2 separate regions of the Homo sapiens genome follow, and region 1 is linked to region 2. Evidence: chromatin loops called from intact Hi-C (ENCODE). Cell type or tissue: OCI-LY7. All regions are shown on one strand. Each heading gives the region's core, and the rest is flanking DNA. Links, peaks and the distances in the headings are about the cores only.

Evidence for each region. A loop is a pair of places that touch in the nucleus more often than their neighbours do. Peaks named below come from ENCODE experiments on the same cell type or tissue, not always from the same donor. Only the 100,000 strongest peaks of a DNase experiment are listed, where the experiment ranks them.
Region 1: a loop joins it to region 2, with 11 times the contacts of the local background. A loop is called at or near these places in 7 of 110 quality-filtered maps.

The regions. Positions count from the first base shown.
Region 1 is chr1:158,240,045-158,253,123 of GRCh38, forward strand. It overlaps a transcript of CD1A not described here. Among named protein-coding and RNA genes, the nearest start is that of CD1A, 7.8 kb to the right of the region's middle. In OCI-LY7, for the core only: CTCF peaks have their summits at 6,793 (motif pointing right) and 6,994; DNase peaks (open chromatin) are centred at 6,817 and 8,247; H3K4me3 peaks cover 348 bases.
Region 2 is chr1:158,321,286-158,338,078 of GRCh38, forward strand. It overlaps CD1B (CD1b molecule), which reads right to left and starts at 10,246. Exons shown (of 6, transcript NM_001764.3): 1 at 10,078-10,246; 2 at 9,511-9,777; 3 at 8,567-8,845; 4 at 8,085-8,363; 5 at 7,636-7,729; 6 at 6,670-6,972. The coding sequence starts at 10,138. The coding sequence ends at 6,951. RefSeq lists a silencer at 15,248-15,297. In OCI-LY7, for the core only: CTCF peaks have their summits at 8,709 (motif pointing left) and 8,917; a DNase peak (open chromatin) is centred at 8,716.

The DNA of each region.
Region 1 (13,079 bases), core at 3,163-11,162, 83 kb before region 2:
ACAGCCAAATTCTACCAGAGGTACAAGGAGGAACTGGTACCATTCCTTCTGAAACTATTCCAATCAATAGAAAAAGAGAGAATCCTCCCTAACTCATTTTATGAGGCCAGCATCATCCTGATACCAAAGTCGGGCAGAGACACAACCAAAAAAGAGAATTTTAGACCAATATCCGTGATGAACATTGATGCAAAAATTGTCAATAAAATACAGGCAAACCGAATCCAGCAGCACATCACAAAGCTTATCCACCGTGATCAAGTGGGCTTCATCCCTGGATGGAAGTCTGGTTCAATATATGCAAATCAATAAATGTAATCCAGCATATAAACAGAACCAAAGACAAAAACCACATGATTATCTCAATAATGCCGAAAAGGCCTTTGACAAAATTCAACAACCCTTCATGCTAAAAACTCTCAATAAATTAGGTATTGATGGGACGTATTTCAAAATAATAAGAGCTATCTATGACAAACCCACAACCAATATCATACTGAATGGGCAAAAACTGGAAGCATTCCCTTTGAAAACTGGCACAAGACAGGGATGCCCTCTCTCACCACTCCTATTCAACATAGTGTTGGAAGTGCTGGCCAGGGCAATAAGGCAGGAGAAGGAAATAAACGGTATTCAATTAGGAAAAGAGGAAGTCAAATTGTCCCTGTTTGCAGATGACATGATTGTATATCTAGAAAACCCCATTGTCTCAGCCCAAAATCTCCTTAAGCTGATAAGCAACTTCAGCAAAGTCTCAGGATACAAAATCAATGTACAAAAATCACAAGCATTCTTATACACCAATAACAGACAAACAGAGAGCCAAATCATGAGTGAACTCCCATTCACAATTGCTTCAAAGAGAATAAAATACCTAGGAATCCAACTTACAAGGGATGTGAAGGACCTCTTCAAGGAGAACTACAAACCACTGCTCAAGGAAATAAAAGAGGATACAAACAAATGGAAGAACATTCCATGCTCATGGGTAGGAAGAATCAATATTGTAAAAATGGCCATACTGCCCAGGGTAATTTACAGATTCAATGCCATCCCCATGAAGCTACCAATGACTTTCTTCACAGAATTGGAAAAAACTACTTTAAAGTTCATATGGAACCAAAAAAGAGCCCACAACGCCAAGTCAATCGTAAGCCAAAAGAACAAAGCTGGAGGCATCACACTACCTGACTTCAAACTATACTACAAGGCTACAGTAACCCAAACAGCATGGTACTGGTACCAAAACAGAGATATAGACCAATGGAACAGAACAGAGCCCTCAGAAATAATGCTGCATATCTACAACTATCTGATCTTTGACAAACCTGAGAAAAACAAGCAATGGGGAAAGGATTCCCTATTTAATAAATGGTGCTGGGAAAACTGGCTAGGCATATGTAGAAAGCCGAAACTGGATGCCTTCCTTACACCTTATACAAAAATCAATTCAAGATGGATTAAAGACTTAAATATTAGACCTAAAACCATAAAAACCCTAGAAGAAAACCTAGGCATTACTATTCAGGACATAGGCATGGGCAAGGACTTCATGTCTAAAACACCAAAAGCAATGGCAACAAAAGCCAAAATTGACAAATGGGATCTAATTAAACTAAAGAACTTCTGCACAGCAAAAGAAACTACCATCAGAGTGAACAGGCAACCTACAAAATGGGAGAAAATTTTCGCAACCTACTCACCTGACGAAGGGCTAATATCCAGAATCTACAATGAACTCAAACAAATTTACAAGAAAAAAACAAACAACCCCATCAAAAAGTGGGCAAAGGACATGAGCAGACACTTCTCAAAAGAAGACATTTATGCAGCCAAAAAACACATGAGAAAATACTCACTATCACTGGCCATCAGAGAAATGCAAATCCAAACCACAATGAGATATCATCTCACACCAGTTAGAATGGCGATCATTAAAAAGTCAGGAAACAACAGGTGCTGGAGAGGATGTGGAGAAATAGGAACACTTTTACACTGTTGGTGGGACTGTAAAGTAGTTCAACCATAGTGGAAGTCAGCGTGGCGATTCCTCAGGGATCTGGAACTAGAAATACCATTTGACCCAGCCATCCCATTACTGGGTATATAACCAAAGGACTATAAATCATGCTGCTATAAAGACACATGCACACGTATGTTTATTGCGGCACTATTCACAAGAGCAAAGACTTGGAACCAACCCAAATGTCCAACAATGATAGACTGGATTAAGAAAATGTGGCACATATACACCATGGAATACTATGCAGCCATAAAAAATGATGAGTTCTTGTCCTTTGTAGGGACATGGATGAAATTGGAAATCATCATTCTCAGTAAATTATCTCAAGGACAAAAAAGCCAAACACTGCATGTTCTCACTCACAGGTGGGAATTGAACAATGAGAACACATGGACACAGGAAGGGGAACATCACACACTGGGGACTGTTGTGGGGTGGGGGGAGGGGGGAGGGATAGCATTAGGAGATATACCTAATGCTAAATGACTAGTTAATGGGTGCAGCACACCAGCATGGCACATGTATACATATGTAACTAACCTGCACATTGTGCACATGTACCCTAAAACTTAAAGTATAATAATAATAAAAAAATCAGTAGCATTTTATATGCCAAAAGAAAACAATTGGAAATATAAACCAAGAAGGTGATCTCATTTACAATAGCTAAAAAATTCCTAAAAATAGCTAGGAATTAAATTAACCAAACAAGTGAAAGATCTCTACAATGAAAACTATAAAATATTGATGGAAGAAATTGAAGTAGACACACACACAAAGAAGATATTCCGTGTTCAGGAATGGAAGAATCAATACCATTAAGACATCTATACTACCCAAAGTAACCTACAGATTCAAAGCCATCTCTATCAAAATACCAATGACATTCTTCACAGAAATAGAAAAAATAGTACTAAAATTTATATGATACCATAGAAGATGCAGAAAAGCCAAAGCTATCTTTAGCAAAAAGCACAAAACTAGAGGAATCACATTACCTGACTTCAAATTATGCTACAGAGCTATAGTAAACAAAATAGCATGGTAATGGCCTAAAAACAGACACATAGATCAATGGAACAGAATGGAGAACCCAGATGTAAATTCATAGATCTACAGTGAATGCATTTTTGACAAAGGTACCAAAAACATACATTGAGGAAAGCACAGTCCTTTTAGTAAATGGTGCTGGGAAAACTGGATATCCACATACAAAATAATGAAACTAGACCTGTATCTCTCACCATACACATGGATTAAATGAAAATGGATTGAAGAATTAAATGTAAGACCTCAAACTATGGAACTACTACAGGAAAACACTGGGGAAACTCCCTAGGACATTGGACTGGGTAAAGATTTCTTGAGAAAAATACCTCCAAAACATAGGCAACCAAAGCAAAAATGGACAAGTGGGATCATGCCAAGTTAAAAAGCTGCAAAGCAAAGAAACAACAAAGTGAAGAGACAACCCAGAGAATAAGAGAAAATATTTGCAAACTATCTACCTGACAAGGGATTAATAACCAGAATATATAAGGAACTCGAACTACTCAACAGGAAAAAATATAATAATCCCATTAAAAATGGGTAAAATATCTGAATACACATTTCTCAAAAGAAGGCATACACATGGCAAACAGGTATATGAAAAAGTTCTCATCATCATTGATCTTCAGAGAAATGCAAATCAAAACTGCAATAAGATATCATCTTACCCCAGCTAGAGAGGCTTTTATATAAGAGACAGGCAATAACAAATGCTGGCAAGAATGTAGAGAAAAGGGGACCTTCATACACTGTTGGAGGGAATGTAAATTAGTACAACCACTATGGAGAACAGTTTGGAGGCTCCTCAAATAACCAAAAACAGAACTACCATATGATTCAGCAATCTCATTGCTAGGTATATACCCAAAAGAAAGGAAATCAGTATATTGAAGAGATATCTGCACTCCCATTTTTATTGTAGCACTATTCACAATAGCCAAGATTTGGAAGCAGTCTAAGTGTCCATCAACAGATGAATGGATAAAAAAATGTGGTACATATACATAATGGAGTACCATTCAGCCATAACAAATGAGATCTTGTCACTTGCAACAACATGGATGGAACTGGAGGGCATTATGTTAAGTGAAATTAGCCAGGCACAAAAAGACAAACATTGTATGTTCTTACTTATTTTGGGAGCTAAAAAGGTAAAACAATTAAGCTTATGGAGGTGGACAGTAGATTGATGGTTACTAGAGGCTGGAAATGGTAGTGGGGTTGGGGGAAAGTAGAGATGGTTTTGTACCCACTAACGTGGGTACAAAAATAGATAGACTGAATAAGAACTAGTATTTGATAGCACAACAGGGTGACTACAGCCAACAATAATTTATTGCACATTTAAAAATAAAAGAGTATAACTGGATCGTTTGTAACACAAAGAAAGCATAAATGCTTGAGGTATTGGATACTCCATTTACTCTCAGGTGATTATTACACATTGTATGCCTGTATTAAAATACCTCATGTGCCCCATAAACATGTATACCTACTATATAACAAAACACAGAAAAAAAGGAAAAAATTGCATAATTGTAGTAATAGGGTAGTATTATTTTAGGCGATAGATCTTCAAATTCTTTGCTTAAATAAGTAATCTAGCAGTATCAAGGGTTTTAGTTATTGTTTCTGCAATCGTGAAAAAGGGGAAAAATATAATATTCCTTTTGGGCTTAAAGAAAAAAATCAGAATTGATTATATATATTAGAAAACAGAGATGTTAAACATAAATATTATGGCAACAATTATTAAAAAGAAAACGGTATGGAATTACAAACATTTTTGAAAGCTAAAGGTTATTTTCATGGGCCTTAGCAAGATCCTTTGAAGTCTAGATGTCTGTAAGACACTTCTGTTTTAAAAAAAATTTTGCAAGCCTAGCTTCCAAAAATGGAGAAGAATTTGGAAAGGGAGCATGTCCCATGTTATAGGCTGAATTGTGTCCCATGATGATTCCATTGTTGGAGCCCTAACTCCCAGTTCCTCCGAATGTGACTACATTTGGAAACAGAATCTTTAAAGAGATAAAGACCAGATATAGTCTCATAGACAGAGGGAAGACCATGTGAGGGTGGAGCAAGAAGAGGGCCACCTGCAAGCAAAGGAGGCAGGCCTCACAAGAAACCAATTTCTGTTGTTTAACATACCCAGTCTGTGATTTTTTAAATGACGGTCCTGTAAAGGAATACATCCACTGTTGGCAAATTTTTCGTCTAGGAGAGGATTAGTCGTTAAGCAAGAGAGCAAACACGCATATAACAGGCATTGCAAGATAAGTAAACATTTACGCAGCATTTTCAGAACATATTGGGAAAATAAAAGTCTTCCTAGCATAATATTTGTAAAGAATCCTCTTAAGGAGAACGTTGAGCAATCACATAGCAAAGCGTGTCTTCACCTACTTTCTGTATGATAATAAGGGCCCTGACAAACAAAAAAGCAACATTAATTACAACTGATACAAGAGTACCCCTGGCATCTCCCAAGTGTGTTACCTGTTATCCTTTAGTTATTGCTAGAACTGGTGAGAACTACTAAGCATGGCTAAAAAGATGTTGTCTGATTGCCCAAGAATTCTCATCAGCTTCTCACTGAGGAGTTAGGAGAAGTTGATACCTGAATGAGGTGTCATATGTGGTGCTCATTATGTCCAGGCAGTTTTAATCCTTTTTTATACCTTCATACATTCCTGAATTAAAAAATCACTTGAGATATTCTCACGAATATATGGTCTCACTGTCTAGGTCCTGCCTGATTATTGCAGACAAAAGTCTTGTGCTCAGAGTGAGCAAAGCCCTGCAAACAGTGAAAATATGGAGAAGAAAGATTTAATCAGGTTCATTCATTTCCCTATACTTTCTCTCATGAGAGAATTATCACACTCTATGACTGATTTACAGGTTTCTTTCTGTAGAGTTTGAGCTTTTATCTGTCTACTCTTTGTAATCTAAGTGTTTAGCATAACATTTGATATTTGTAGATGATTGTTTATAACTGAAATATAATAACTGAAATATAATAAAAAGGAACTTTGCTTTCTATTGTCTTATATTCTGAGTTACCTACATCTTTAAGTTTTTTTCTTCACTATGAAAAATAAAGATTATTTTAAAAACTCATTAATTCTGCTTTGGTGCTTTTGCCTTTTCTGAATCTAAACATTCATGTCTTTCATTATTTCTGGAAAATTTTCAGCCATGCTTTCTTTAAATATTTCCTCTTCCAATTGTGTGTTTTGTCTTTTAATGAAATTCCTATTGGGCTCATATTGGATTTCATACTAATTTTCATATATCTTAACTTCTTTCGTATTCAACACTTCTTTATCTCTATATTGCATTAGAGGAAATTCTTCAGCTCTCCCAATTTAGAAGTCTTTTTAAATTGCTTTCTGTCTTTGTTGTTTAATCTACTCATTGAGTTTTTATAGTAATTAGCGTTTATATTTCTAGAAGTTTAATTTGCTTTAAAATATGTTTGATATTTTTTGATAATGTCTTTTCAAACCTTTTGACTTTAAGGTTTTAAAATATAAATTCCTCTATATGTGATATCTTAGGGAAATGAAACTATTTATTCTGTCTGCCAACTTTCCTTCATCATGGAATCTTTCTCCCTGTGCTAAGTTTGGATGGTGACCTCATCTTAGGAAAGGCTTTTTGTGAAATATCCTTTGCAGCTTGTATTGAGGGTGGTTCTCTTGAGATAACTTTGCTTTAAATTCCACCAGGTGGCACACCTGGAATTACATTTGTTTTGTTTTGTTTTGTTTTGTTTTGAGACAGAGACTTGCTCTGTCGCCCAGACTGGAGTGCAGAGGCGCGATCTTGGCTCACAGCAACCTCCGCCTCCTGGGCCCAAGAGATTCTCGTGCCTAGGCCTCCTGAGTAGCTGAGATTACAGTTGTGCGCAACCACGCCTGGCTAATTTTTGTCTTTTTAGTAGTGACAAAGTTTCGCCATGTTGGCCAGGCTGGTCTGAAACTCCTGAACTCAGGTGATCCGCCCGCCTAGGCCTCTCAAAATGCTGGGATTATAGGTGTGAGCCACTGTGCACAGCATGGAATTACTTTTAAAATTAATTTCTTAGTTTGTGAATTTCAGGCTCATGCAAGTAGATACTTTTGAACTTCAAACTCAGACCTGTGATTAGCAATTCTCAGAAGGAGAAAAACCAAAAAACAATCCAATCCATATAATTGGATGGATTTTTTTTCTACTCTATTTGTCCATTCTATCACTGAAGTGAGGATATAGCAGAAGCCTCAGTTGCAAGTCTTATTACCTATTTTTTTTTTTTTAAATCCTAAGGCCTTGTTTCCTGATCCAAGTGACTAACAGTAGCCAAACTCCTAGGGATCTATACAAGACAATGCTTAATATGTCCAGGTGTGGATCCTGTTTGCCTTTCTGGGTTTCCATTTCTTTGCCCCCTAGAGAGCTTTCTTTATTTCATTGTAAATGCAGCTATGCATTTAAAAATAATTTTTAAAAATCTTGCATTTCTGGGTGTTTTGTGTTAGTATGTCTTTGCAGGTCATGTAGTGTGCTGTCTTTCCAGAAGCAGAATCCCTGGCTGTTTTATGTGTTACGCACAGAAATCCAAGGGTCATGTGACAAGGCAATGCTTCAGGTTAGGAAAGTGAGTCCAGGAGGAGGGACTGAGGTTAGATTGAATGGATAGGAAGTATGAGAAATTGAAGAGGAGGCTCTGGGAGCTGAGATAAAGGCTAAGGGAGGATGACAGTGAAGACAGAGAAGAGAGAGAAAGGTGGAGGAAGAACACATGTATGGGAAGGAACAGGAGCACAGTAAGACACAAAGAATAAGCCATAGTGATATTAGAGACTATTCAGTTCTTTCAATCTAGTTATTTTACAGATAAAGAAACTGAGGCCAAAGTGTTAAGGATCTCTCCAATTCAACACCTCCAACAGGTGTCCCATGTGGGGGTTCATCTTGACTCAGTCTACAGCTCCTTTTACTGTAAGAGATGTGCGTGAGAGGCCAGCAGCACACAGGCAGATAAAGCGAGTCCTTCCAGAAGCCAGAATGGCAAGGAAAAACTTGAAGCAGAGTGAGAGGGAAAATGAGAAGCCCAGAAAAGGCATGTGGTTATGAGAGGCAGTGGTTTCTGTGGCCAGGAAATTGAGGTTTCTGTTAGTGAAGAGGAGGAAGTCAGATGAGATGAGACCATGTGGGGAGGGGAGCTTTCATATCTGGGTTCTGAGGAGAGCTTCAATGGGGAAGGAAGAATTTAGGAGCCATGTTTGCGTTTGGAGGAGCAACAGGTAAGTGCTGCTACAGTGAACAGGAACATGCTTTTGGCCTGAACACCAATGGTTCAAGAAAGTGGATCCTGGGGAAAGGTTTGGTGGCAAAGGGAAGAATATGGACTTGCCTAGGATAGCTGGGACACCTGTCTGATTGAGTTCTAATCAGGGTATATGTTATTCACACTAGTTTGCTTCTCTGGGGTTTCCTGTGTCCAGGGAGTACAAAATTATCAGTGATTAGTGATAGCCATCCCCTTCTCTCTTAATTATTTTCCTTTTCTCCAGTTCTGGTCACCTTCCTTACCTATTTTATCTCTTGATTTTTCCCTAGCATTCTGCTCTTTCTCAGCCCCCACCCCCAATTTCTCAGCACCCCCAGCCAGCTCCCAAGAAGCCCTGTTCCCTTCTGTTCCCTCCTTCAGATCCTGCCCTGTACCCATCATAGCTGAGTGAACACTCAGGAGTGGAGTTGGCTGGGAAAATTGCAGACCCACAGTAGGACTACAGCTCTCACCAGCTGCTGCCTGCGTCTCTGATAAAGATCAGCTCTGCCCACAGAAAGCTGGGGTGGAGATACTTGTGGCTTGGCTCCACTTCTCTTTCCAATCTGTGCCCAACTTCCTCTTCTCCCGCTTCTTCCTTCTTTAGCATCTTTTATTTCCCTGGTGTTTCTGATCAGCTCATAAAACTTTGGTCCCAGAACTCCATTTCTCAATTAGTTAATTCTCTTTCTTTTCCTTATCAAACCTAAGCTGACTCCTCTTTGCTTTTCTGACCCCATATTCAACGGTGTAGGCCACATAATTTGTGGCGTTGTGCAGAATAGAAATCTGGGGCCCTGTCTTTCTCCATTCAGGCTGCTACAACAGAATACCACAGACTGGGTGGCTTATAAACAACAGAAATTTATTTCTCACAGTTTCGGAGGCTGGGAAGTCCAAGATCAAGGAAGATTCAGTGTCTAGTGGAGGCCTGCTTTCTGGTACATAGAGTACACTTTCTGGATGTGTCCTTACATGGTGGAAGGGGTCAGGGGTCTCTCTTGGGTCTCTTATAAGGGAACTGATCACATTCATGAGGGCTCCAATCTCATAATCTAATCACCTCCCAAAGGCCCCACTTCCTAATAACATAACATTGGGGGTTAGAATTTCAACATATGAATTTTGGGAAGACACAAAGATTCAGAACATAGCAGGTCTGTATTCAAATAGGCAGGAGAAGAGTGCTTTTAAAGGTATTAAAATATAAAACTTTTTCATTCCTTCTGAAGTTTCTCTCTCTTTCTGTCTCAACCTGTTATGGTGTTTTGTTTTGTTATTCTTGTTTGTTTAATTTGCTAATGTTGTACCCCTTGGGCACAGGGATACTCACAGTGTGAGCACAGAGGCTCTTAGGTGCCTGGGGGCCGCACTCCATGACTCCGGCGCATGCAAGCTGCCCACTGGCTGCTGGGTTCCCCTTGCTGGGAAGAGGAAGTCAGTCTCTCCTTCCCACAGTGGCCACTCCAACCCTCCACAGATGGGTGACCACCATGAAATTGCAACCACTGTATGGAGATGCACTTGATTCTTGGATCAAGGGTGGGAAAGCATGTCGTCCTGATCTGTCTCAAAACACTCTGTGGTGCAGCCTGGGTGGGGATGGCTAAAGCCAACCTCTGTGCAGACACTGTGGGATGCATGCCCCCAAATCTTATTCTCCCTGTGTCCCTGGCAAAAGCAAGGGAATTGTGAAAGGTGATGGCAGAAGGGGCCACCTCTGCTGATGAGATCAGACGGCTGTATGGGCAGACAGTGGCAGGGTAGTGGTGGACAGGAGGGCAAGAATTGCCTGTGGCCCCAGACATTGGGGAGCAGATGGCAGAGAATCAGTGCTGGGGAGGTGAAGTGATGGGAGCCAAGACCACATGTCAGCAAAGAAGCCCTCACACAAGTTTTTTTTGGCTCATTTGACTTCATTTATAAAACACACATTAAGATAAAATTATGAAGAATTTAAGGATGATGATCATAGGGCATCAACTATGATGCTGCATTGGTTGCGTGCCCCATGAAGCAAGCCCGGGATATACAATACACCGATTAACTCACTATTTGGGGGATGATCCTGACTTTGTCTCTTTACAACCTTCGGAAAATTTTGCCTCTTTCAGACTTTCCATCCTACAACTCTGGTTAGCTCAGTCTTCCCCAACCATTTCTGCCATCTTCCACCTTGGTCTCAGTCATGCGGATGTCTTGTGCCTGATCAGACCAATGTTGGTCCTCTCTTCCTATCTCTCTCACCTTTTCATTCCCTGCTCTTTGCATTAACTTGGGAAACATTTGTGTGTGTATGCTAGCTTTAGTGCCCTCATTTTGTTACCTTGGCGTGAAGTCTGCCGTCCCTGCAGCTCTATTTCATTTGAATGAGGGAGAAGCCTCATAAAGTTTTAAAAGAGCTTTTTAAGGATTACAGTCCCTATATCTCTAAGGTTTTCCCAGGACCCATTCCACATGAGAAATCAGGATAAGCTTGCTAAACTTGTACAGCTGACCCTTGAATAACATGGGGGTTAGGAGTGATGACGGCCCCGTGCAGTCAAAAATCCATGTATAACTTTTGACTTTTCCAAATCTTAACTATGAATAGCCTACTATTGGCTGGAAGCCTTACTGCTAACATAAACAGTTGATGAACATATATTTTGTATGTTATATGTATTATATATGATATTCTTAAAGTAAGCAAGAGAAAAGAAAATATTTTAAAGAAAATCAGAAGGGAGAGAAAATATATCTGCTATTTATTAAGTGGATCATCACATGTTCGTCTTCATTGTCTTCATGTACAGTAGGCAGAAGAGGAGGAGGAAGAGGAGTTGCCTTGTCTTAGTGGTGGCAGAGTCAGAAGAAAATCCACGTGTGAGTAAATGCACACAGTTGAAACCCATGTTATTCAAGAGTGAACTGCAGTGTGAGGGTTTGAGTCAATCTAGTCTGGAGCTAACTGGGTTTGCTGTTTTGCTGTTGCTGCAATAGTCTTCAAGTTCCTCTACATTGCTCTGTTCCTAGGGTGGGGCTGGTTTGCCAGAAGGTTTTGTTAATGTCTCCACTCTCAGGTTTTGGTGTTTCCTTTGTGAAATATCTCTAGAGGACCTACCTCCATGCTTTCCATTCTTCTAGCTGCAGACTCGTCTTGTAATTGATATTTATGATACTGCTTGGGAGAAGGAGTAAGAGCACTGTCTTTTGTTCTGGTGCAGTCTCATTCTTAGGCAGGTCAGTTGTTTTTGAATTTTTTGAAGTTTTGTCATGTAAGTGTTCCTGCCTTTCTTCCAGCAGTTTGGGACCTCTAATAGTCTGGAACCAGGATGTTTTCTCGTTCTTTCCCATTGTTTTTCTTCTCCTCAGCTGCAGTGGGTTTTCACATATGCCCTGAGGGCAGCAGGGCTTTCTGCCCTTTCCCCACCAGGTTAGGGCTTTTTTTTTTCTTTTAGATGGAATATTGCTCTGTCACCCAGGCTGGAGTGCAGTGGCGCGATCTCGGCTCACTGCAACCTCCGCCTCCCGGGTTCAAGTAGCTGAGACTACAGGTGTGCACCACCACAACTGGCTAATTTTTGTATTATTACTACAGATGGGGTTGCACCATGTTGGCCAGGTTGGTCTCGAACTCCTGACCTTGTGATCCGCCCACGTTGGCCTCCCAAAGTGCTGAGATTACAGGTGTGAGCCACCGCACCCGGCCACGGTTTTTTTTTTTTTCTATGTTGCAATAGAGGAGATGGGTCTGGTTGGGACTTACTACCCTTCCCATGCAGTAGCTGTTCTCATACCTCAGGCCCGCATCATGAGAGAGGATTTATCTGGTCTACATCTCTGACCCTAATGTTTCAGAAGACCCTGGTGAGGTTCATAGAAAAAGGCTTAGAGACTGATGCGAATTTCCCTGTTTTTGTGACTCCCAGGGCTTCTATATACTCATGCTAGCCTTTACTAATTTGTCTAAAATTTTAGCTGAATTCTTATTCTTACTGGCTTGTATAATATCTGGCATCTGTCCCAAGTAAACAAGGGTTTGCATTCCATCTGTCCTTTGAGGAGTCTGTCTTTCTTTATATTTTGGGTTAACTGGTTGCCTTGATATTTCAGTTCTTTGATAAATTCAAGTTATGATTTTGATAATCTGGCTTCAAAAAATTATAAGTATGAAAATGAAGCTCTTTCCAGCTTTTTGCATGCTAATCTTAACTTTAAAAAAATTATCTGTAATCCCAGCACTTTGGGAGGCTGAGGCAGGTGGATCATCTGAGGTCAGGAGTTTGAGACCAACATGGTGAAACCCCATCTCTATTAATAATATCAAAGTTAGCCAGGCATGGTGGTGCATACCTGTAATCCCAGTTACTTGCAAAACCGAGGCAGGACAATTGCTTTAACCTGGGAGGCAGAGGTTGCAGTGAGCTGAGATCATGCCACTGAACTCCAGCCTGGGTGACAGAGTGAGACTCTGTCTCAAAACAAAACAAAACAAAACAAAACAAAAAACAAATAAAAAAATTATTTGCAGGCCATGCCTGGTGGCTCATGCCAACAATCCCAGCACTTTGGGAGGCTGACACAGGAGGATTGCTTGAGGCCGGGAGTTGGAGGTTACAGTGAGCTATGATTATTCCACTGCACTCCAGCCTGAGTAACAGAGTGAAACCCTGTCTCAAGAAAAAAAATTTTTTCCCCCTAAAT
Region 2 (16,793 bases), core at 4,749-12,748:
TTGGCTTAAAGTCTATTATGTCTGATATAAGTATAGCTACTTCTGCTCCATTTTGCTCTCCATTTGCATGGAATATCTTTTTCTATCCCTTCACTTTCAGTCTATTTGTGTTCTTCTGCGTAAAGTGAGGCTCTTATAGGCAGCATATAGTTGAGTCTTTAAAAAAATCAATTTAGCTACTTTATGTTGTTTAATAGGAAAATTTAATCCATTTACATTCAAGGTAACTACCAATAGGTAAGGAGGTACTACTGACATTTTGTTACTTCTTTCCTAGTTATTTTGTAGATCCTTCCTTCTTTTCTACCACTCTTGCTATATCCTTTTGTGGTTAAGTGATATTCTCCAACATTATGCTTTGATTCACTGCTGTTTATCTTTAGTGTATCTATTATAGGTTTTTACTTTGTGGTTATCATGAGGCTTTGAAATACATATTTTGTTTACATCAAGTTGTTTTATTTTATTTTAAATTTCCTACTTTTATTTTAAGTCCAGGGGTACATGTGCAGGATGTATAGGCTTATTACATAGGAAAACGTGTGCCATGGTGGTTTACTGCACAGATCATCCCATTACCCAGGTATTAACCCCAGCATCCATTAGCTATTCTTCCTGATCTTCTCCCTCCTCTCATCCACCACACTCAGGCCCCAGTGTGTGTTGCTCCCCACCATGTGTCCATGTATAACAAGTTATTTTAAGCTAATAGGAACTTAATTTTAATCAGAAAAGAAAGGAAACAAAAATATTGTACACTCTAACTCCTTTCTTCTCAAGTATTTTGAATTTTCATGTCCCAATTTACATCTTTTGTATGGTTTATCTTTTAATAAAGTATTTTAGTTATCATTTTTAAGAGCTTTGTATTTTTGTATTCATACTAAAGTTATAAGTGGTTTACATACCATAATTACAATGTTAGATATCCCAAATTTATCTGTATTCCTACATTTATTCATTTATTTAAAGGCAGGGTCTTACTCTATCACCCAGGCTGGAGTGCTGTGACTCAATCTTGGCTCACTGCAACCTCTGCCTCCTAGGCTCAAGGAATTATCCTATTTCAGCCTCTTGAATAGCTGGGACTACAGACACAAGCCACCATGGCTGGCTATTTATTTTTTTTCTGTTTTTTTTTTTTTGTGTGTGTGTGTTTTCTCGTAAGATGCGGTTTTGCCATGTTGCCCAGGCTGAACTCAAATCCTTGGGTTTTTTAGTCAATCCACTTGCCTCAGCTTTCTAAAGTGGTGGGGTTACAGCCATGAGCTACCATGCCTGGCCTGTATACTTACCTTTACCAGTGAGTTTTATACCTTTTGATATTTTCTTGTTACACATTAGCATTTTTTTTCTTTCAAGTTGAAGAACTTCCTTTGTTATTTCTTGTAAGACAGATCTGGTGGTGTTGCATTTACTTGGCTTTTGTTTGTCTGGAAGAGCCTTTATCTCTCCTTCATTTCTGAAGGACATATTTGCCAGTTACTTTATTCTTGGTTGGCATTCTTTTTCTTTCAGCATTCTGAATATATTGCCCTACACTTTTTGGCCTGCAAGGTTTCTGCTGAAAAGTCTGCTGCCAGGCATATCAACATTCCCTTACATGTTATTTGCTTCTTTTCTATTACTGCTTTTAGAATGCTCTGTTTTTATTTCGAGAGTCAAAGGGTATGTCTTGAGGTAGTTCCATTTGTGTTGAATATGATTGATGGCCTTTGACCTTCCTTTACTTGAGCATTTACATCTTTTTCCAGGATTGTAAAATTTTCTTTTATGATTTCTGTGAATAAGCCGTCTATTTCCTTGTCTTTTTCTGTACCCTCTTGAACTCCAATGACCCAAGTATTTGCTCTTTCAATAGTATCCCATAGACTCCATGAACTTCACTTGTTTCTTTTTTTTTATTCTTTTTCCCACTTTGGCCATATTTCAAATAGTCTATCTTAGATTTCACTGATTTTTTTTTCTTCTGCTTGATTAATTCTGCTGTTAATGCTCGTATTGCATTTCTTATTTCATTAATTGTATCTTTTAGCTCTAGGATTTCTGTTAGATTTTTCATTACTTTAGTCCCTGTTAAACTTCTCTGATAAATTTCTGAACTGCTTTTCTCTGTGTTTTACTGAAATTCACTAAGCTTCCTTAACAAGCTATTCTGAATTCCTTGAGAGATAATACTTCTGCATCACTTTAGGGTTTGTCACTGGCATCGTGTTTTGTCTGTTTGGTGAGGTCAAAATTCCCTGGTTGTTCTTGATGCTTGTGTATGTACATTGATGTATTTGCTCTGAAAAAAGGTATTTATTTCAGTCTTCACAGTCTGGCTTTGTTTGTGCCTGTTTTTCTTCACTGGGCCTCTCCAGAATTTAAGCAAACCTAATGTTAGATCGCATGACTGCTGCAGCCATTTCAGCACTAGAGGAAACTCTAAGCCTAGGTTCACTGTGAGTCTCATGAGGGCTGTCAGGTTGGCATGGAGCCCTTATGTAGAAGGACGTGGTGAAGACCCAAGGAGGGTGCCCAAGCTGTGTGAGGAAGCTGGCCAGGGACCTAAGTCCAGGAGCCTGTCTCATTGGCTCAGATGTGGGAGGAGCTGGAGCTGAGACTGGGTCCCCTCAGGATCTGCTTTGGGACAAAGGCTGGTGGTCCCACCAAGGAGTTTCAGAAAAATGGGTGATTGCCTGGCTATGAGATAAGGGTAAGTCTTTCTCTAGGTATCCTTGTGTGAGCAGTAATAAACTCAGATCACAGCTGAGTGGGTCTGGAGCCAAATTACAGGGTAAGTTTCAGATTCACTGCCAACATTTAACGGACAGAAGAGATTTTCTGCCAAGTTATTAGTGTGCATGATTCCTCCTAGACACATTGGTAGATGTTTTTGGTTCAAGACTCAAGACAAAATTGGAGTGTAGCCAAGCCTTTTGTTAACAAGGATGTCTCCAAGTTTGAAACCTGCAGTATCATTGGTGGGTCTGCTATCCAGGTGCTGGTCTGCAATCCCAAAGCTGCCTACCTAGGGCCTTGATTCCACTGAATTTTCACAGATTACTCCCTGATTCCTGAGGCTTCTACAGAGAGACTTTTGTCTGTGGATGAGTAGATAATTCTTGGAGTTGGGGGATATGAGTGGGTTACCTCCTATTCCACCATCTTTCTGACATAGTGTTTGTATTTCTATTCTGACTATAACATATATAGTGGGATTAGATGAATACATAATTACATTGATTCATCGGAAACCAAGATTTTCCGTGTGGGAGAAAAGAGAAGTAGAAGTGAGACTGATGAGTTAAACACATAGTTTTGAATTTGAAGTGAAAGTGTAAATATGAGCTTGTGATGATATTTATCCTCAAAAAAATTTCCACAGGCTAATTTTTTTTTAGGTTTTCCCCCTTAGAAGGCCTAGAAACTAGGATTAACCCAGTAATTTCCGTATCACATTTTTTCCAACTAACAAGGACCAGAGATCCTTGCTAATTTCTAGTGTAGGGCAAGAAGTTTCGGCAAGAACCTTGAGCAACTTTGCCACATCAGGAAGTAATACAGTCTTGATGACAGAGGTGTATTGATGGAGCTCAGGAAGAATTGACTTGAAAAGAATCTCATTGTCACAGATAGGACAATTTGAGCTTCAATAAAACAACTACTATGATAGATACAAGCATTTCAAATAAGCTGAAATTCATGAGTATACAATTATGCAAAAAAATATTGATCACTTGTGGAGAATGCCATATAAAGCATTCATTCTCTTGAGAACGGGCAAATAAATAGAAAGAATAACTATCTTATTACCTTGATTCCATCAAGGTAATAAGATAGTTACTGAAGATAATGTCTCTTTAGGAATATTCTAAGTAATAAGTGAAGAATGTTTAATATATTTTTCTTTCACCCCTAGGCCATTCATTCATAAGATATGACCCAGGGCACTTTGAGGTCCCTGACTCCTTTTCTGAGGGTCCATAGTTCCCAATAAATCCTAACAATACTACCAGGTTAAATTTTTAATTCTATTCTTCTCATGATTTTATGTTGTTCTCCAGAGACTACATGGAATATGATATTGCATCAGATTGGATGCCAAAGCAGATATGAAAATGTAGCTGTTTTCTTATTAAGCCAGACATTAAAGAGAATTGCCAAAATACTAAATAAATAAATAAATAGATGCAGCTGTAAAGCCACGCTTCTCACTACATTTTTGAAAAACATTTAAAAATAAAGATGTAATTTTTGTTGATATGTAATCCATGTTTAATTGTAGAGAAGTTTATAAATATTTTAATTATTAGTTTATTAGTTTTTACTTCTAAGATATATCTAGCTATCTGTCTGGACATACATTTTATACACACACACACACACACACACACGCACACACACAATTTCCATCACACAGAGAAAAGCTTTTCTGGTGATCTCAATCTTTTTTTATTGTGGTAAAATACACATATATAAGATTTACCATTTTGCCATTTTTAAGTGTACAATTCTGTGTTATTAAGTACATTCACACTGTTGTGCCACCTTCAATATAACTTGTACATATGTAAAATGTGTAAGAGTTGAGACCTATTAATCTAGTAATGAATGAAGACCATTAAGCATTATATGCCTCTTGTGAGATATACATAGTATAATAAAACCTGAATCTGAGCACATCACAAATCTATTTATTTATTTTTTATTTTTTCTTGAGACGGAGTCTTGCTCTGTTGCCCAAGCTGGAGTGCAGTGGCGCGATCTCGGCTCACTGCAAGCTCCGCCTCCCGGGTTCATGCCATTCTCCTGCCTCAGCCTCCCTGAGTAGCTGGGACTACAGGTGCCCACCATCATGCCCGGCTAATTTTTTTTGTAGTTTTAGTAGAGATGGGGTTTCACCGTGTTAGCCAGGATGGTCTCAATCAACTGACCTCGTGATCCGCCCGCCTCGGCCTCCCAAAGTGCTGGGATTACAGGCGTGAGCCACCATGCCCGGCCCACAAATCTATTTATATATAGTAAATAAAGAGAACAAAGGGGCATGTTAAATGACATTATAGCTATGTAATCAGCAAAATCCAAACTGTGGATGATTTTACAAGAAGAATGATGAAATTTCTTAAAAAACAAATTCTAGGATAAAAATGAGAGAAGAATCCTACAGATTAAAAACGGTTTATGAAACATCAACTAATTTTAATGCATGAATCTTATTTTTATTCCAATTTAATGAATAAACTGTAAAAACAATTCATGAGACAATTGGAAAAAATTTGAATGCTGAACAACTATATATTTAATGATATTAAGAAATCTTTTATTTGGGGATGTCATAATGTAATTTCGGCTATATGTTAAAAAAGTCTATATGTTACAGAAAGACATGTTGAAATAGTTAAGGATGAAATGATACAATATCTAAAATTTATTTTAATCATGAGTTGATAATTTTTTCAAAACTGTCTAATGAGCAAAGGATAGTTTTTATACTGCTTTATGTTTGCACATATAAAATTATTATTATTATTATTATTATTTTTGGAGACAGGGTCTTGCTCTGTCACCCAGGCTGGAGTGCAGTGGCACAATCTTGGCTCACTGCAACCTCCACTTGCTGGGTTCAAGTGATTCTCCTGCCTCAGCCTTCCAAGTAGCTGGGACTACAGCCATGCACCACCATGCCCGGCTAATTTTTGTATTTTTAGTAGAGACAGATTTTTGCCATGTTGGTCAGCCTGGTCTCAAACTCCTGACCTCAGGTGATCCACCTGCCTCGGCCTCCCAAAGTGCTGGGATTACAGGCGTGAGCCACCACGCTTGGCCCCTATAAAATTATTAATTAATGGACCAGCGCTGGCTGGTCCATTTTACAGAGTGCAGATTGGTCTATTTTACAGAGCACTGATTGGTGCATTTTACAAACCTCTTGCTAGCTACAGAGCACTGATTGGTGTGTTTTTACAGAGCATTGATTGGTGCATTTTACAAAACTCTTGCTAGCTACAGAAAAGTTATAGGAGTCCCCACTCAACCCAGGGAGTGCAGCTGGCTTCACCTCTCACTATGACCCTTTAAAAGCTAGACTATAGCTGTAGTAAGCCAAGGGTGGTTTTCTCCAAAGGAGTTTGGAACAGAAATAAAGAAAACATAATATTTTTTGGCTAAGTGGAAACTATTTTAGCAAGATGAGGAGAATCTACAATATCAACTAAAAAGAAAAAAAAATGGAAGAAAGTAGATGACTCTGAAAGAAAACACTTAACTTGGCAGTTACAGCAACTCAGATAGTTTTTACTGAGAAAATGAATTTGCAGCTAAGAGATCTTGCCAGAGATCTACAAATAGGGAACACTGTCCTCAAGGAACTTACAAAGAGAAGGGGAGGAAAAACAAAAATAACTCCAATGCTGTGAGTAAAGTGTAAAGTGGATCTCTGCATAGTTCCTTTTATTATAGCACTAGGAAAGTCTTCCTGAGGAAGAAACATCTCAGCTGAGCCTTCAGGGCTAGAAATTCATCCAGGCAGAGACAGAGAAGAAATTACATCCAAAAGGCTCTGCATCTCTGCAAATACAGTGATTCTGGCATAATTATATTTGGTTTTCTTTGACAAATGATATTTAACCAGAAGCAGAAAAAGAAAAGTTTTAAATTAGGAAGCCAAAGGGAGTCACCATTAAGTCATATGTATTATATTTCATTTATTTTGAGACACATTTTTTCTAACATTTTAATGTGTGTAAAATCAGGGTGAATCACACTGTTAGTACAGTCTCATAATAAATTTACAGTTTTAAGTACTTTTTTGCTGATGTTTAAATAATAATTTATTTTAAAATACATGAAAACTCTGATTTCATCAAATTTGAAAATCATTTGAAATATGATAAGATTGACTTTTGGGCTGATATCTTGGGCTTCTTGGTACTTATTGCGAATGGGAGAGGAGACATGATGATGGCTCATGGGATATTCTGATATGACCTGTTAAAAACAGAAGAACAAAAGAGCTCCACATAAAAGATGTTTGTACACCCATGCTCATAGTAATATTATTCATGATAGTTAAAAGTGAAAGCAACCCAAGTGTCCATAGATAGACGAATGGATGAACAAAATGTGTTATACGCATATGGTGGAATATTGTTCAGTTTCAAAAAAGGAAGGAAGCCCTTTCATATGCTACAATGAGGATATTACGCTAAATGAAATAAGTCACAAAAAGACAAATATTTACAATTCCACTTATATAAGGTACCTAGAATAGTAGAATTCATAGAGACAGAATGTAGAGCTGTCCTAACCAGGGCCTGGAGAAGAGGGGAAATGGGAACTTGCAGCGTAATAGGAATAGAGTTTCAGTCTTGCAAGACAGAAGAGTTTTGAAGATTGCTTGCACAACAATGTGAACACACTTAACACCACTGAACTGTACACTTAAAAATGGTAAAGATGGTAAACCTTATGTTATGTGTATTTTAACAGAATTTTTTTTAAGTCCACATAAAACGAATGGGAGTTTGGGGAAAGGATATGGTGAAAGGATTGAGGATAAACAATTTTTAAATAGATAAAATGGTAAAAAACAGTGGAAGGGTGAACAGAAAAGACATATTAAAAAAAAAAACAACACCACCCACAACTCACCGGCGCCTCATATACCATAATGCAAGGCATAGCAAAAGGAGCAAGGAAGGCACTATTATTGCCAAAACAATTGAGCCAATGGAGGTGGGGTTTCCTGGCAATTGAGAGAGGACAAAAGGATGTCACTTCAGATACTATACACAGAATTCCTTGGCCTTCCTTTGCCCACCTACTTCCAATGTATGGTCATTTCCAACTTCCTCTCTCATATTCCTGGCCACCATATATCCATCCTTTGATCCCCTCTACCCAGTTTACAGGTCCTTAATTCCTACATTTTTGATAACTTGGATTATCTATTTTTACTCCTGTTGGGATTGGGGTCAGGGAAATCAATCAATCAATCTCTCCCTCTTTCATCTCTCAAGCTCTATCCTTCCCCAGTGCCTCCCTCTATGCCTGAAGATCACTTCCTGGCATTTCCAGCCTGGGTCCCTGCTATTTCTTACTCCAGTAGAGGATGATGTCCTGGCCCTCTAAACTGCTGTGCTTCACCCGACAGGACAGGCCAGCCGCCTCCCCATCTGCCACATCCAGGGTTGCTCGGAGATACCATGTCCAGTTAGCATTGGGCAGGATGTCCCCTAGCTGAGTGCCCTGCTGCTCCTGCTCACCCCGCATCCACATCACCCACACGGGCTTTGGGTAGAATCCTGAGACATGGCACACAAGCTGCAGACGGCCAGGTCCAGGACTGGGGCCACTGGACAGCCAGGCCTCAGGCTTCACTAAGGCAGGAAGGAGAAAAAAAAGTGTCATGTTATAACTCGAGTTCAGAGGTTATGAACTCAGAAACCTACAAGCTTGGACAGCGACCCCATTCACTCCTTTGGGAACCAAATAACTTGTTATTTAAGCTCCTATCCTTTGATATCTTCCTACTCTTGATCTTAGAGGAGGTGGTGGGAAGTGAAATAACAGCAGGACTAACCTTGTCTTTGCAGATCTGCTTTTCCTGCATTGAGGACGCCCAAGAGATATCGGGGGCAGGTTTCATAGAGGAGAATTCTCACAGTTTCCATGATACCTTGATATTGTATGATTAGTGCACAGAATTTCTGTGCCCTGCTGCCACCTTCTGGGGAAGGCACACATGAAGCATTCTTGACACTCAGGAAATCCAATCCTCCTAGAGCTCCCCTCAGGAAGCTTACTATGGCACCTCCAGAATGTAGCTCACAGCCTGCTATGCCCTGGATCTCAAAGGGGTCTATGTAGAGGGAAAAGAGAGCAAGTTATTAAACACAAATAAGAAAAAAAGGCATGAGAAAAGAACCTAGGATTTTAGATTTTGGTGGGGATAAAGTTATTTGGTGTAAAATGATGATGAGCTAAAAACTAATGATAACATTTAGACATTTTCAGAAACAAGAGCATTGAGAAAAATGTGCATGCCATGAAGACAAAGGTATGTGATAAAGGAGTACAGTGAGTATGAAAGGAGAGGTGAGGCAGAGCGTGGTGCAGTCAGGAGTGCAGCATTCCAGAGTGAGTGGAGGTTCCCAGCAAGAGGAGGGTGCGGGGAGGAGATGATTGAAAAGATGGATTAGGGGAGAAAGCCACACGTTAGATCACTCAGGCACAGGGTAGGAGAAGTAAGGGCCCTTGAGGAGAAGTTTCACATAAGACAAACCAGCAGCTGGTTACAAAGTGGAAGACAGTCTGAGAGTAAGAGAAGAGTGCAGAGGCAGCAAGAATCTGAAATATGAGGTGTGATGGTGTGAAGCTGGAGTGAGAGACTACTCAAGAAAAGCATGTGCGTGCATTTGGGTAAAATAGAAAGGAAGGGAGAAGCATCAGAGAGAGCAACACTTTGCAAAAAAGAGAGAAAAGAGAGTCCTTGAGACTCTTCCCAGTTCGGTGGACTAGACTCACATTTCATCTGGAAATCACCGGCAAAGTCTTGTACTTCTCGAGCGAATCCAAAGATGTAGACTCGGAATATCTCCTCTAACTCAGCAACCTCCTTATCACTAAAGTTACCTTTAGACCAAGGCTTCAGGAATATGGCAGTGCCTGAGTCGCTATCCCAGCCATGAATCTGCAAATCATCCAACCAGCCTGAGCCTTGAGTTTGTGCCCAGGTACTATTGGTAAAGGACGAGGTCTGGATAACATGAAAGGAGGTCGGCCCCTGGAAGGCTGTGAAGAGTGGAAAAGCAAGATGGTGAAGATAAAGAGAGAAGCAGGAGACAATTAGGAAGAATGGGAATGAAAATGATTTAGAAAACAAGAACCTAGAGTCTAAAGAACACAGGAAGTCTGACACATTTGACTGCCTTAAGGCTTCAGGTTCTAGTCCCAACCACCAGAATGGTTGAAGAGGGCGGGAGACAGAAAGACCCAGACCCTTAGTGTCCAATTGCACCTAGGAAAGCCCTGCTTGCTTTTTAAAATCCAAACCCCTGCACCAGTGCTGGGAGCTGCCAGAGTGACTCTTACCATGTTCACTGTTACCACCAGGAAAGAGAACAGCTAACAGTTGAAATGGCAGCAGCAGCATTTCACTGGGAGATGCAACTTCTTACTGGCAGAGCTGGTATTTGATCTCCAATTTCAGCAAAGCTTTTCCTCAGTACCCTGTAGTGACTTCTTCTCTCTTCCAACTGCCAAATCTCTTCCTCATCCAAACTGCTTTTCAGAGAAAAATGTGCCTCCCACAGCCCTGAGCCTCTTACCTCACCTTTTATTTCCCTCAAGCCCTGATTTTTAGAGTTTCTCTTACCCCCTGACTTCCAGCCGCTCTCCCTGTCCTCACCTTCCTTCATACCTCCTTGGAAAAGCCCCCATATGATTCTGCATTTTCATTTCTCCTTCCTTAGCCTTTATTCCCACATCTATAGGATAAGATGGTGATATTAAGCAATTGCTAAGCTTTTAGTCTGCTTTAACCCAGAAGGATGCTTTTAGTTTATCCACCTCACTTAGTTTCTCCCCCTCCCAGCTGCCTTATCTTCTCTGGCACTCTGTTACTGCCTCTTCCCAATGTTTTCAATGTCTTCTCTTTCTTATATTGCCCTCTTTGTCTGGTGTTCCTTACCCCACATTCTAAACTGGCTGTGAGTGTGTGTGTGTGTGTGTCTGTGTCTGTGTGTGTATGTGTATGTGTGTGTACCGATATTCACTTACATAAAGGCAAAGCATTTAAAACATTTCCTGTACTATAGCACTACAAACCAAAATGCCAGAATCAAATATAATAAAGACTGAAGTTTATAATTCAAACAAAATTATACTATAGCAATATTTGAGGGAAAAAATGACAATTGCTGCTAGCATGTGACCTTCTCTTCAGGAGCTCTTGGCCTATGGAGTTTTGAGTAACAAATATTCATGACATAAACAGAACTCTAGGAGCTATGCTATGTGCACCTCCAGCCTAAGTCAAAGATAACTTTTTGGGTAAGTTGCCATAAGCGGCAGAGCTTTTTTCTTCTCTTGTAATATCTCATAACTGCTGTCTACATTTGGGCATTCATATCACCACATGTGGTATTAATAATAGAGCAAAGAGGTTGCTTTTTTTTATACAAAAAGTTCAGAGATACTTGTTTTAAGATGTCACCTCCTATCTTCTTGTATGCCCATGAAAAATTTTAAGAAGAATTTTTGGATTTTCTCCATTTAGGAAAAAAATCACATATTTGCAGAGATCTATGTATCATGCAGAAATGTGGCAGCAATCGATTCCGAGTAAAGAGGGTTATCACTAACTAATTCTATTATGTGGATAAGAAAATGCAAAGTGAGTAGTGTAGTGTTCTCTATTCCTGGGGACACTACTGGTTCACAACATTAATAAGACTGGTTCACAACATTAATAAGACTAGCCTTCATCCAAGATTATTACTGCCTAATTGATAAATACAGAGCAGCTCTCCAAATTTCAATGTATGTATCTCTTAACAACATTCCCAGACTCCAATACATGACAGAATTGAATCTACTTTTTGGATAACAGCCATAGACAACAGCAGAGACTTAACATTGGCTGTCACAGACATGAACATTACTATTTTTGTGTTTATACGTTTTTTATTTTGGGTAGAACACCCAAAACAGAGCTCAGGAAAAGCTGGTAGACAACCTGGGCTATTTTCCATTAAAATAAGTGAGTTCTTGCAAGACTCCCAAAGTTGAATTGCTACAAACTAAATCTGAAATGTTCCTCATTTTAAAAAATAATCCAAAAGAGTTGGCAGGGCACAGGAGACTATCACAACACTAGCCCCACACTCATCAAACTTTTTTTTTTCTTGAGACAGAGTCTTGCTCTGTTGCCCAGGCTGGAGTGCAGTGGCATGATCTCGGCTCACTGCAGCCTCTGCCTCTTGGGTTCAAGTGATTCTCCTGCCTCAGCCTCCTAAGTAGCTGGAACTGTAGGCATGTGCCACTATGCCCAGCTAATGTTTGTATTTTTAGTAGAGACTGTGTTTCACCATGTTGGCCAGGATGGTCTTGATCTCCTGACCTTGTGATCTGCCCACCTCAGCCTCCCAAAGTGCCAGGATTACAGGCATGATCCACCACGCCCGGCCACTCATCAAATTTTTAAACAAGTTAGGCCTAAAACATGAGAACAGTAATCCAGTCAAAATTATGTTACCAGAAAGGAATATTAGTATTGCCAAAGACTGAGTTAGAAATTGAGTTGTGCCTGAGAGATGGAAGATAGAGGAAGAGGTCTTGGTTTCAGTTTCAACAGCGTGTAAGTTTTTGCCAAATATGTGCAGAATGTCTACCTAAATAACAAACAGAAAAAGAGGCTCTCTAAAAGAAAAAGATATTTATTTGAGAATAGAGCATTGCAATGGGAATATATATGCAATAGTAAACGATGTGCATACTCAGGGAGGTAAAGGAAGGCAAATTTTTTAAAGAAAAAAAATTAAGAGAATTACATATTTGTTTTGAAATAATTATCCTTGCCTACAAATATCAATAACAACGGTGACACCAGTCAGAGGTTAAACAGACAGTTGCTGGCAGGGCAGATGTCTTTGAGGCATTTTTCATGTAAGGTTGTGATGGCCTTTTCAAGGTTGTGGTTTTTGCAGAGTCTTTCGTGGTAGTTGTTCTTATTAGGTATACAAGTGTGAGAACCCTCTCTGCATAGTCTTCCCTAGCTCTGCCAGTTTTTTTTTTTTTTCCTTAGTGACTCCGTTTTGTTTCTGGCAACATTTGCAAGAAGATGACTGTAAATTTAAATTTAGTTAGGAAAATCGCCAGACAAAATGAAAATTTTGTAATTCTTCAAATGTCATATTTGAGGGAAAAATTTACTTTATACACTGTCTTTTCCCTGAAAAGTGGAGCAATTGAGATAGTTTGAAAGGTCTAGAAATTAACCAGGTTTTCAAGTTACATTCTTTCTCACATATCATATCCAGTATTTCATATTTCCTTTCTGTTTCAAAAGTACAGAAATGGACATGGCAGTGTCCACAGTGTCCACATAGCAATGTCACACATTTCCATACTACACTGTGACTATGCTTGTCCAGCTCTATGGCATGGTTTGTATTTCCACTCTGCATTAGTACCATTGTTGCTTGACATATGAAACCTGTCTTCTAGGGAAAGATTATCCCTAGTCCCAATATTTGTTTCAAATTAAAAAATCAACATGTGCACACTTCTAAATCGAAGCTTTAATTGATGCTTCTAACTCATACTCTCCTATGGGCCTAAAGACCATGTACACTTCTGATAAGCTCATCAAGACACAGGTTTTCTCAGATATTGATTGCATAATCTCACTTATATGTGGAATCTTAAAAGAGTTGAGTACACAGAAATAGAGAATAAAACAGTGATTACCAGGGGCAGGAAGCAGGTGGTGGTGGGAGGAAATGAGGAGATGTAGGTCAAAGAATACAAAGTAGCCGATGAGTAGTCCCTTCTGAATTGCAGAGGATACATTCCAAGACTTCTGGTGGATGCCCAAAACCACAAATAGTGCTGAACCTGATTGCTGCCAATTGGAGCCCCTTTCTGTTCATGTCCTCCACCCACAAATTTGATGGCTTTTTAAGATCTTAACTAAGCACTTACCACACACTCTGATCATAACCTTTGCAATTTGAGGTGTGATGGTAAAATTTGTACAATTCCCTTTTCCCCATCACAATTTTATGGAAAGAAGATTCCTTTTTACTGTAGAACATAGCAACATCAGCATATTTTGTTTCTTTCCTTATTAAGTCAAAAACTTAACACCTTTTCATTTAAAGGAAGCACTTAATGGCTTCTCTTTGGCATATTTGAATTACAAGCATCACTACTTCTGTGCTTTGGGGCTGTTATTAAGTAAAATAAGGGTTACTTGAACACAAGCACTGGAGACCAGGACAGCTGATCTGATAACTGAGCCAGCTACTAAGTGACTAAGGGTTGGGTAGCATATACAGTGGAGATATGATAATTAAGGGGTGATTTGCATCCTTGTCCAGATGAAGTAGGCTGGCCTGAAATTTCATCATACTACTTAGAATGGTGCACAATTGAAAACTTATAGATTATTTATTTCTGGAATTGCCCATTTAATATTTTCAGACTGCCATTGACCATGGGTAACTAAAACTGTGGAAAACAAAACCATGAATTAAGGAGGGGTCTACTGTATATTATAAATAAAAAAATATTTTGACCTTGCTACCAGTATCCATGTTAAATTAACTTATTACATTTAATATTTTATCTATAGATCCTTTTGGATTTTCTAATGATATCTCTAAATATGAAAGTTTCATTAGATTTTTTTCAATTGTTATACCTTTTATTATATTTTTTGCCCATTTTCCCTGGCCTATGACCTCCAGTAAAATGATAAATAGAATTATTGATAGCTACTTTTTTTTTTTAAACAGAGTCTTGCTCTGTCACTCAGGCTGGAGTGCAATGGTGCGATGTCAGCTCACTGCGACCTCCACCTCCTGGGTTCAAGCAAGTCTCCTGCCTCAGCCTCCCAAGTAGCTGACATTACAGGCATCTGCTACCATGTGTGGCTATTTTTTTTGTATTTTTAGTAGAGACGGGGTTTCACTATGTTGGATAAGCTGGTCTCAAACTCCTGACCTCAGGTGATCCACCTGTGTTGGCCTCCCAAAGTGCTGGGATTACAGGCGTGAGCCACCGCACCTGGCCCAGATAAGATTTTTTAAGAGGTTAGGTGGTTCCAAGATGGCTGAAGAGGAACAGCTCCAGTCTATAGCTCCCAGCGTGAGTGACGCAGAAGAGGGTGATTTCTGCGTTTCCAACTGTGGTACCCGGTTCATCTCACTGGGGCTTGTCAGACAGTGGGTGCAGGACAGTGGGTGTAGCCCACCAAGCATGAGACGAAACAGGGTGAGGCATCACCTCACCAGGGAAGTGCAAGGGGTCAGGGAATTCCCTTTTCAAGCCAAGGGAAGCTGTGACAGATGGCACCTGGAAAATCGGGTCACTCCCGCCCTAATACTGAGCTTTTCCAATACTTAGCAAACGGCACACCAGGAGATTACATCCTGCGCCTGGCTCAGAGGGTCCCATGCCCATGGAGCCTCACTCATTGCTAGCACAGCAGTCTGAGATCGAACTGCAAGGCTGAAGCAAGGATGGGGGAGAGGCACCTGCCATTGCTGAGGCTTGGGTAGGTAAACAAAGTGGCCAGGAAGCTCGAACTGGGTGTGGCCCACCGCAGCTCAAGGAGGCCTGCCTGCCTCTAGAGACTCCACCTCTGGGGGCGGGGCATAGCTGAACAAAAGGCAGCAGAAACCTCTGCAGACTTAAATGTCCCTGTCTGACAGCTTTGAAGAGAGTAGTGGTTCTCCCAGCACGGAGTTTGAGATCTGAGAATGGTCAGACTGCCTCCTCAAGTGGGTCTCTGACCCCCGAGTAGCCTAACTGGGAGGCACCCCCCAGCAGGGGCAGACTGACACCTCACACGGCTGGGTATTCCTCTGAGATGAAGCTTCCAGAGGAACGATCAGGCAGCAACATTTGCTGTTCAGCAATATCTGCTGTTCTCCAGCCTCTGCTGCTGATATCCAGGCAAACAGGGTCTGGAGTGGACCTCCAGCAAACTCCAATCAACCTGCAGCTGAGGGTCCTGACTGTTAGAATGAAAACTAACAAAAGAAAGGACATCCACATAAAAGCCCCATCTGTACATCACCATCATCAAAGATCAAAGGTAGATAAAACCACAAAGATGGGGAAAAAACAGAGCAGAAAAACTGGAAACTCTAAAATTCAGAGCACCTCTCTCCCTCCAAAGGAACACAGCTCCTCAACAGCAATGGAACAAAGCTGGACAGAGAATGACTTTGACAAGTTGAGAGAAGAAGGCTTCAGATGATCAAACTTCTCAGAGCTAAAGGAGGAAGTTGGAACCCATCACAAAGAAGCTAAAATCCTTGAAAAAAGATTAGATGAATGGCTAACTAGAATAACCAGTTTAGAGAAGCCCTTAAATGACCTGATGGAGCTGAAAACCATGGCACGAGAACTACATGACGAATGCACAAGCTTCAGTAGCTGATTTGATCAACTGGAAGAAAGGATATCAGTGATGGAAGATCCAATGAATGAAACAAAGCAAGAAGAGAAATTTAGAGAAAAAAGAATAAAAAGAAATGAATGAAGCCTCCAAGAAATATGGGATGATGTGAAAAGACCAAATCTATGTCTAACTGGTGTACCTGAAAGTGATGGGGACAGTGGAACCAAGTTGGAAAACAATCTGCAAGATATTATCCAGGAGAACTTCCCCAACCTAGCAAGGCAGGCCAACATTCACATTCAGGAAATACAGATAATGCCACAAAGATACTCCTTGAGAAGAGCAACCCCAAGACACATAATTTTCAGATTCACCAAAGTTGAAATGAAGGAAAAAATGTTAAGGGCAGCCAGAGAGAAAGGTCAGGTTACCCACAAAGGGAAGCCCATCAGACTAACAGCTGATCTGTTGGCAGAAACTCTGCAAGCCAGAAGAGAGTGGGGGCCAATATTCAACATTCTTAAAGAAAATAATTTTCAACCCAGAATTTCATATCCAGCCAAACTAAGGTTCATAAGTGAAGGAGAAATAAAATCCTTTATAGACAAGCAAATGCTGAGAGATTTTGTCACCACCAGGCCTGCCCTACATGAGCTCCTGAAGGAAGCACTAAACA